Regions from separate parts of the Homo sapiens genome. Here region 2 is linked to region 1. Evidence: chromatin loops called from intact Hi-C (ENCODE). Cell type or tissue: PC-3. All regions are shown on one strand.

What was found. Hi-C counts contacts between places; a loop is a spot of excess contacts. Peaks named below come from ENCODE experiments on the same cell type or tissue, not always from the same donor. Only the 100,000 strongest peaks of a DNase experiment are listed, where the experiment ranks them.
Region 2: a loop joins it to region 1, with 2.7 times the contacts of the local background. A loop is called at or near these places in 1 of 110 quality-filtered maps.

The regions. Positions count from the first base shown.
Region 1 is chr2:233,970,919-233,974,918 of GRCh38, reverse strand. The region is part of intron 17 of TRPM8 (transient receptor potential cation channel subfamily M member 8); the gene reads right to left. Among named protein-coding and RNA genes, the nearest start is that of TRPM8, 56 kb to the right of the region's middle. RefSeq lists enhancers at 40-334, 1-570. In PC-3, a CTCF peak has its summit at 1,556 (motif pointing right); DNase peaks (open chromatin) are centred at 138 and 1,818; H3K27ac peaks cover 1,707 bases.
Region 2 is chr2:233,918,415-233,922,414 of GRCh38, reverse strand. The region is part of intron 1 of TRPM8 (transient receptor potential cation channel subfamily M member 8); the gene reads right to left. Among named protein-coding and RNA genes, the nearest start is that of TRPM8, 3.0 kb to the right of the region's middle. In PC-3, no CTCF peak of the experiment used is centred here; a DNase peak (open chromatin) is centred at 2,274.

The sequences.
Region 1 (4,000 bases):
ACATTTCTCTCCTCTGCCTCTCTCTCTCTCTGTCTCTCTCTCTCTCTCTGCTAATTTGTGCTCATGACTCATTTCCCCACCAGGCTATGAATCCAGTGTCACTTGATTCTACTCAATGGCTACCTTTGAGATGTCAGGCTGGTCGCCTGAGTCATGCAGTGTGCTGCTCCAGTTCCTACAGATGCCGTGCCTCTTCCAGCAAACTCTGCTGCCCCCACAGAGCTCAAGATCCTGCCTATGAGTCACCACCAAGGGTTGGAGGCCTGTGTGACCTCCCAGGTGGTCCAGCTGCCTCTCCAGGAAGCTGTGCCAGAAAAGGCCTGCCAGGAACCAGCGGGCTGCCCTCCAAGGTTAAAAATTTCCACAGACCAGTCAAAACCTTTTGGTGGCCGAGCGCAGTGGCTCACACCTATAATCCCGGCACTTTGGGAGGCCGAGGTGGGTGGATCACAAGGTCAAGAGATTGAGACCATCCTGGCCAACATGGTGAAACCCCGTCTCTACTAAAAATACAAAAATTAGCTGGGCATGGTGGTGCGTGCCTGTAGTCCCAGATACTCAGGAGGCTGAGGCACGAGAATCACTTGAACCTGGGAGGTGGAGGTTGCAGTGAGCCAAGATCACGCCATTGCACTCCAGCCCGGGCAACAGAGCAAGATACAGTCTCAAAAAAAAACAACAAAAAAACTAAAAAACAAAAAAAATTTGGCACTTACCCCACTTGTGGGGCAGACACTGTCCCAGTTGTTCCCAGTCCGTGATAAGACATCAGCCAGTCCCTCAGAGGGAATGAGAGGTAGGGGGTGTTGGGACACTTCCCCCTCCAGTGCTACAAAACCCCCAATCTCACCCTTTCAGCCCCTCCCTCTTGCAAAAGCTAAGCTGGGAATGCTGTCTTTTTGTCCCTGAAATGCCTTTGAAAAGGGTCTTTGTCATGGTCAACTACAAGTGAGAGTGGAGGAAACCACGCCAGGTCGGGAGAAGGGAAAACGCAGGGCCTCACCCAGAGTGAGCTCCCGCACCGTGGCTCCAGGGCTCCTAGCTGGATGAGGGCTGCTTCTCTCACTTCCTCACTCTGGTCTGGGCCCACCCTGTTTTAAATGATGAATCTCCTTCAGTCTTTCTCTGCTTCCCTCAAACAGACTATTCCCATTCCCTCGCTGCTGCTGACACATACATAGCAAGGCACAACACAGAGCTAGGAAGTAGGATGGCAGCTAAGAGAAAGAGACTCGTTTTAGGTGTTACAGGTTAAATTGTGTCTCCAAAGATTCAAACATGGAAGTCCTAGCCCCCAGTACCTTGGCATGTGACATTGTTTGGAAACAGGGGCATTGCAGATATAACTAATTAAGTAAAGAGGAAGTCATGCTGAAGTAGGGTGACCCCTGATCCAGTACGACGAATGTCCCCAGGGAGAGCGGAGATTTGGACACAATCACTCATGCAGGAGTCACCCATGAGGACAGGGATCAGAGGGATGCATCGACAAGCCAAGGAATGGTGAAGCTTGCCAGCTGGCCGCCAAAAGCTAGAGGAGAGGCTAGGACAGAGTCTCCCGCACAGCCTCCAGAGGGAGTCAGCCCTGCTGACAGCTTGATCTCAGACTTCTGGCCTCTAGAACCATAAGGCAATGAACTTCTGTTATTAAAGCCATGAGGTCTATGGTGCTTCATCTTGGCAGCCCTACAGACTAATACCGAGGGCATGGCCTGGGCAGAGCTGTGACTTCCCAGGGCAGTGCATGGGACTCCCATGGGGCTGATCCAAAGTTGGGGAAATTCCCTGCACATAGCAGGGCCCCGTCCTGGGGCAAGAATTGCTGGTAGGTGAAGCCTGATAATCCTGCTGTTCAACACTGACATGAGTCATTTACCTTACGCTTCTGAGAGGTGACAGCGTGCTGGCAGTCCTCACAGCCCTCGCTTGCTCTCGGCACCTCCTCTGCCTGGGCTCCCACTTTGGCGGCACTTGAGGAGCCCTTCAGCCCACCGCTGCACTGTGGGAGCCCCTTTCTGGGCTGGCCAAGGCCAGAGCTGGCACCCTCAGCTTGCAGGGAAGTGTGGAAGGAGTGGCGTGAGCGGGAACCGGGGCTGCGTGTGGAGCTTGCGGGCCAGATGGAGTTCCGGGTGGGCGTGGGCTTGGCGGGCCCCGCACTGGGAGCAGCCGGCCGGCCCTGCCCGCCCGGGCAATGAGAGGTTTAGCACCCGGGCCAGTGGCTGCGGAGAGTGTACTGGGTCCCCCAGCAGTGCCGGCCCACCGGCGCTGCACTCAATTTCTCACCGGGCCGTAGCTGCCTTCCCGTGGGGCAGGGCTCGGGACCTGCAGCCCACCATGCCTGAGCCTCCCACCCCCTCAGTGGGCTCCTGTGCTGCCCGAGCCTCCTCCACGAGCGCCACCCCCTGCTCCATGGCGCCCAGTCCCATCGACCACCCAAGGGCTGAGGAGTGCGGGCGCACAGCGCAGGACTGGCAGGCAGCTCCACCTGCAGCCGCGGTGCGGGATCCACTGGGTGAAGCCAGCTGGGCTCCTGAGTCTGGTGGGGACGTGGAGAAACTTTATGTCTAGCCCAAGGATTGTAAATACACCAATCGTCACTCTGTATCTAGCTCAAGGTTTGTAAACACACCAATCAGCACCCTGTGTCTAGCTCAGGGTTTGTGAATGCACCAGTCGACACTCTGTATCTAGCTGCTCTGGTGGGGCCTTGGAAAACCTTTATGTCTAGCTCAGGGATTGTAAATACACCAATCGTCACTCTGTATCTAGCTCAAGGTTTGTAAACACACCAATCAGCACCCTGTGTCTAGCTCAGGGTTTGTGAATGCACCAATCAACACTCTGTATCTAGCTACTCTGGTGGGGCCTTGGAGAACCTTTGTGTGGACACTCTGTATCTAGTTAATCTAGTGGGGACCTGGAGAACCTTGGTGTCTAGCTCAGGGATTGTAAACGCACCAATCAGCGCCCTGTCAAAACAGACCACTCAGCTCTACCAATCAGCAGGATGTGGGTGGGGCCAGATAAGAGAATAAAAGCAGGCTGCGCGAGCCAGCAGTGGCAACCTGCTGGGGTCCCCTTCCACAGTGTGGAAGCTTTGTTCTTTCGCTCTATGCAATAAATCTTGCTACTGCTCATTCTGGGTCCACACTGCTTTTATGAGCTGTAACACTCACCGCAAAGGTCTGCAGCTTCACTCCTGAGCCAGCGAGACCACGAACCCACCAGAAGGAAGAAACTCCGAACACATCCGAACATCAGAAGGAACAAACTCCAGACGCACCACCTTAAGAGCTGTAACACTCACCGCAAGGGTCCGCGGCTTCATTCTTGAAGTTAGTGAGACCAAGAACCCACCAATTCCAGACACACTTCCTCCACCTCCATCCCAGCTCCATTCCCCATCTGCACCTCAGACCTACTAGGCAAGGAAAGTCAGACACAGGGCACTGGTGTCAGGACTCTTCCCCCAGGTCATACCCATGGCAGACATCACTAATCGATCAAAATGCTCTCCCGCTGAGAACAGACAGACCCTTGGAATCTTTCTCAACCCAGGACGGCTAGAAGTCACTAAAAAAAGTCTGTCAGAGTTGGCATGAAACTTTAAGCCAACTTAGGATTCTTACACGAGTCAGTGACTCTGTAAGGGCAAGAACAGCACTCTTTGCCCCCTCCAGATCTATCATAGCACACGGCATTGTACCTCGGAAACTGTAAGTGCCTAGCACACACTTGCTGAATTGATGTATTTTTGCATTTAGGTTCAGAGGGGACAACAGTGACGACAACAACAGTAGTTGTCAAACAATTTGTAAACTGCTAAGTGTGAAAAGATTTTCTGGGATGACTTTTCATAATGGTTTAGGGATAACACCACTTTCACCATCAATATTTATTTTTTCAACCATTACTAATCAAGTGCCTGCTACACATGAGTCCTGAGCTAGACTTCTGGGTTCAACGGTAGAGAGACGACGCCAAAAAATGAAGGTCCCAA
Region 2 (4,000 bases), 53 kb after region 1:
GGTTAAGTGAGGAGCTTATCCAGCCACAGGGGAAGCCTGTTCCAAGGTCCTCAGGGGGCACTAGAAATCATGCCCTAAACTTACCAATGGCCAAAGCAAAGGGATTGTAAAAAGAAAATAAAATTTTAGGACCTTCCAGGTTGATTATGCCAAGGGGAAAAGTGAAGCTCTGAAAACAGAGTCACATAGCACAGCTATTTTTGCACAACCCTTGCTGACTGACTTTTGCAAGGGTTGTGCAAAACCAGATGGAGATGTTCTACCTTAACCGGACTCCCTATCCTTCATTCTAACCTAGACTTAATTGATGTTGGAGACAGAGACCCTTGCGACTGTAACCTCTTTACAATAGACTGTTAAGCAACCCCCTTAGAGTATAAACAGTAGTAGTCAATCAAATCTTACATTTGTACAGTAGCCTTCATACAGAAAATGTGTTTCTGGCCGGGCATGGTGGCTCACGCCTGTAATCCCAGCACTTTGGGAGGCCAAGGCAGGGGGATCACTTGAGGTCAGGAGTTTGAGACCAGCCTGGCCAACATGGCGAAATCCCATCTCTACTAAAAATACAAAAATATTAGCTGGGTGTGGTGGCGGGCACCTGTAATCCCAGGTACTTGGGAGGCTGAGTCACCAGAATCCCTTGAACCTGGGAGGTTGCAGTGATCCGAGATCACGCCCCTGCACTCCAGCCTGGGTGACAGAGTAAGACTCCATCTCAAAAAAAAAAAAAAAAAGAAAAGAAAAGAAAAAGAAAAAAGAAAAAGAAAAAAAAGAAAAGAAAAAAGAAAATGTGTTTCTGTTCGGCACCTCTGGCTTTGCCTGTATAAATGATTCTCCCTTTTCCCCATCCCAGGTGCAGTGATCACCATCCTTTGCTGTCATTCTGCTGTCTGGATGGCGGCCCTCATCTTTGCACTTGAATAAACTCTTTTAATTGGATCCTGAGCCTTTTGATTATTTTAGGTTGACAGGATGAACATAGTCAATTACAAGCTTCAAGGCATCCATAAACTAACTTCAAACCCACATTCCCTGATACAGAGGCCAGGGTGAAAAGAACTCCTACATTTGGGGACAGGTAGGATGAGGAGGATGGGGTGATTGTAAAGGGGCAGAGTGAAGGGGCTTTTCTAGTGATGGAACAGTTCCAAAATTCGGTTGTGGCAGTAGTTATACGAATCTACTGACGTGATAAAATTGCATTAAACTATACACACATGAATGAATGCATGTCCAAGTGGTGAAATCTGGGGCCGGGCGTGGTAGTTCATGCCTGTAATCCGAGCACTTTGGGAGGCCAAGGCGGGTGGATCGCCTGAGGTCAGGAGTTCGAGACCAGCCTGGCCAACATGGTGAAACCCCATCTCTATTAAAAAAATACCAAAAAATTAGCCAGGCATGGTGAAGGGCACCTGTAATCCCAGCTGCTCAGGAGGTTGAGGCAGGAGAATCACTTGAATCCAGGAGGCGGAGGTTGCGGTGAGCCAAGATCACACCATTGCACTCCAGCCTGGGCAACAAGAACTAAACTCCATCTCAAAAAAAAAAAAAAAAAATGGTGAAATCTGATAAAGCCTTTGCATTGTGCCAATGCCAATTCTCTGGTATTAATCTTGTATGATAGTTACATGAGGTGTCACCATTGAGGGGAACTGGGTGAAGAGTACACAGACCCTCTCTATGCTTTTTCCTCTTCCACTTCCTGTGAAGCTATAATTATCTCAAAATAATAAGTTAAAAGAAAAATGCCTATGCCAAAAGCACACTGGGCCACATAGTGGTAAATATCCCTGCACAGCCATGCAAGACTTACAGCACTAAACTTAGCCTGGCTATTTCTTAGAATGTCCTGAATGCAAGTTGAAGCTATGCCATGAAAGTAAAATTCAATGGAATTATCTCCATGGCAGGCCCAAAGGAAGGGACCTTCACAGAGAGATAGCTAAGGATTTGTCCAGTTCTAGGATTTACTTGTTTAACTATGTCAATCTTTGCTTTCATGTTTTTAATCAATAATCTCAATTATTTCTATTCATGGTCTTTACTCTCAAAAATTTCAAATGGGCCTGATGAATTTAATGGAATCTTAATGACCACCATAGAGATAACCTCAGTAAAAATTAAAATCAAGATGGACTCTTGAAATACCGTTCACATTTTTTTCAAAACTTCACGATAGACCTACCATACCTATCAGGAGAGATGGCAGTTACAAACTAAGGACCAACAGTTCCTACAGTTTCTCACACAGGAAACTATACGTCATCCTGCAGGCTGACTCACTGGACTTATTAAAACTCAGAGTGCTGGGCCCCACCTCAAGAGCATGAGACATCTGCAGTGAGCCCCAGATTCTGCATCTCTAGCAAGTTCCCAGGTGCTAATGAGGTGGCCTCAGGACCACCTTCAGAGGACCACTGGCCCACAGATCACACCAAGGACCCCCTTGTCCTTAAAGTGCAATAAAATGTTTCCAGAGCATATAATCAAATCTTTTCAAAACACATGCAGGTAACTGATTGGATGTTCAAGCGGCAATATCATGTTAATTTTGGCTTTGTGTTCTTGTGTAGTCACAACTTGAATGTCTGAACATTACAATTTGTCCTGCTTGCACATGAAACATACATCTCCATCAGACCAGGAACACCATCCAAATGTCAGTAATAAATAACTGTTATGTATTGTGTCATGTCTATTATGTGCCAGGCACTGTACTTGTAATAAAATAATAATCCATATAACACATGGCAAGATGGATCCATGTAAATACTCTTTACATGGATACGTTAAAGAGTATTTACATGGATCCATCTCCCCATGAGTTATATGGATTATTATTTTCTCCTTTAGATGGATGACAAACCAAGGCACAGAGAGGTTAGGTAACTTTCCCAAAGTCACACAGCTAATAAGTAGAGGATGCAGAATTCAAAATCAAGCAGGCTGGCCTGAGACCCAATCTTAAACATTAAGCTAATTTGTGCCACTTTAATACAGCTTTGAGAAGAAATAGATTGTCATCTTAACAACATTAGTACACTGCCAAAATTTAAACAAAGGGTTACAAACCTCATGTTGTTTGCTGAGGGGAGAGGTTGGCCGTGGTACTATTTTTATTATCAATGGTCATGAATAATTTTAAATAGTCTAGAAGTCACTCATGAACAACAGAATATTCATGCATCCTTTGAACTCAATACAAAAAAAATATTAGTGTGCTCTTATTATCCTAATAAAAAAAGGCTTCTGGCATGTTTTATAAGTTGCTTTTTAGCTCACCTATCACCATGGTCAAATCAGTCCTAAAGTGTCATTTTCAATCAGGATTGTCTAGTTCTAAGTCTCTTTCTGATTAAAAAAAAAATGGGGTGGGGGGAGAAACAAGATGTTTTCCTTTGCACACTGAATGAGAGAGGAAAAACTTGTTCATACTCTAAGGAAAATGCTCCAAAGGGCCCCACACCAAACCCCAGCCATCTCCACTCTTTGAGCCATCAATTATTCATGAAAATGGTGAGTATAACACTTGCAGAAGCTTCAAATATAAATGACACCATCCAGAGAGATCTCCTCCACTCTTATTTTGGCAGGGGCATGGCAGGGGTGCATACAAGGGTTACAATACCTGAAAAGGTCACTAGGCATCTGTGCCTCCATGTCTCAGTCACCACCAGGAGAGAGCTGAGATTTATTTTGTTGTAGGCATTATCCTGTTTTTCTAATTGCCTCTATCAGCCAAATTTTTTTCAGTTTGAATAGATGGATGAAAACTAGGAAAATAGCAAAAGCCAGTGGAGGCTCCCGAAGTCATTGACCCCAAGGTATCCTGCTCCAAAAAGTAGAAGTGAGAAACAGGAGGTAGATACAGGCAGCAGGTGATGCTCCAAGATGCTATTTGCTGAGACCCTCTTAGAATAAGAGGAAAAGCAGGGGTCCCTATGCAGCCTGGACCCCTACTGTCTTCACAGGTGCCAAGAATGATATCAGTTCTTAG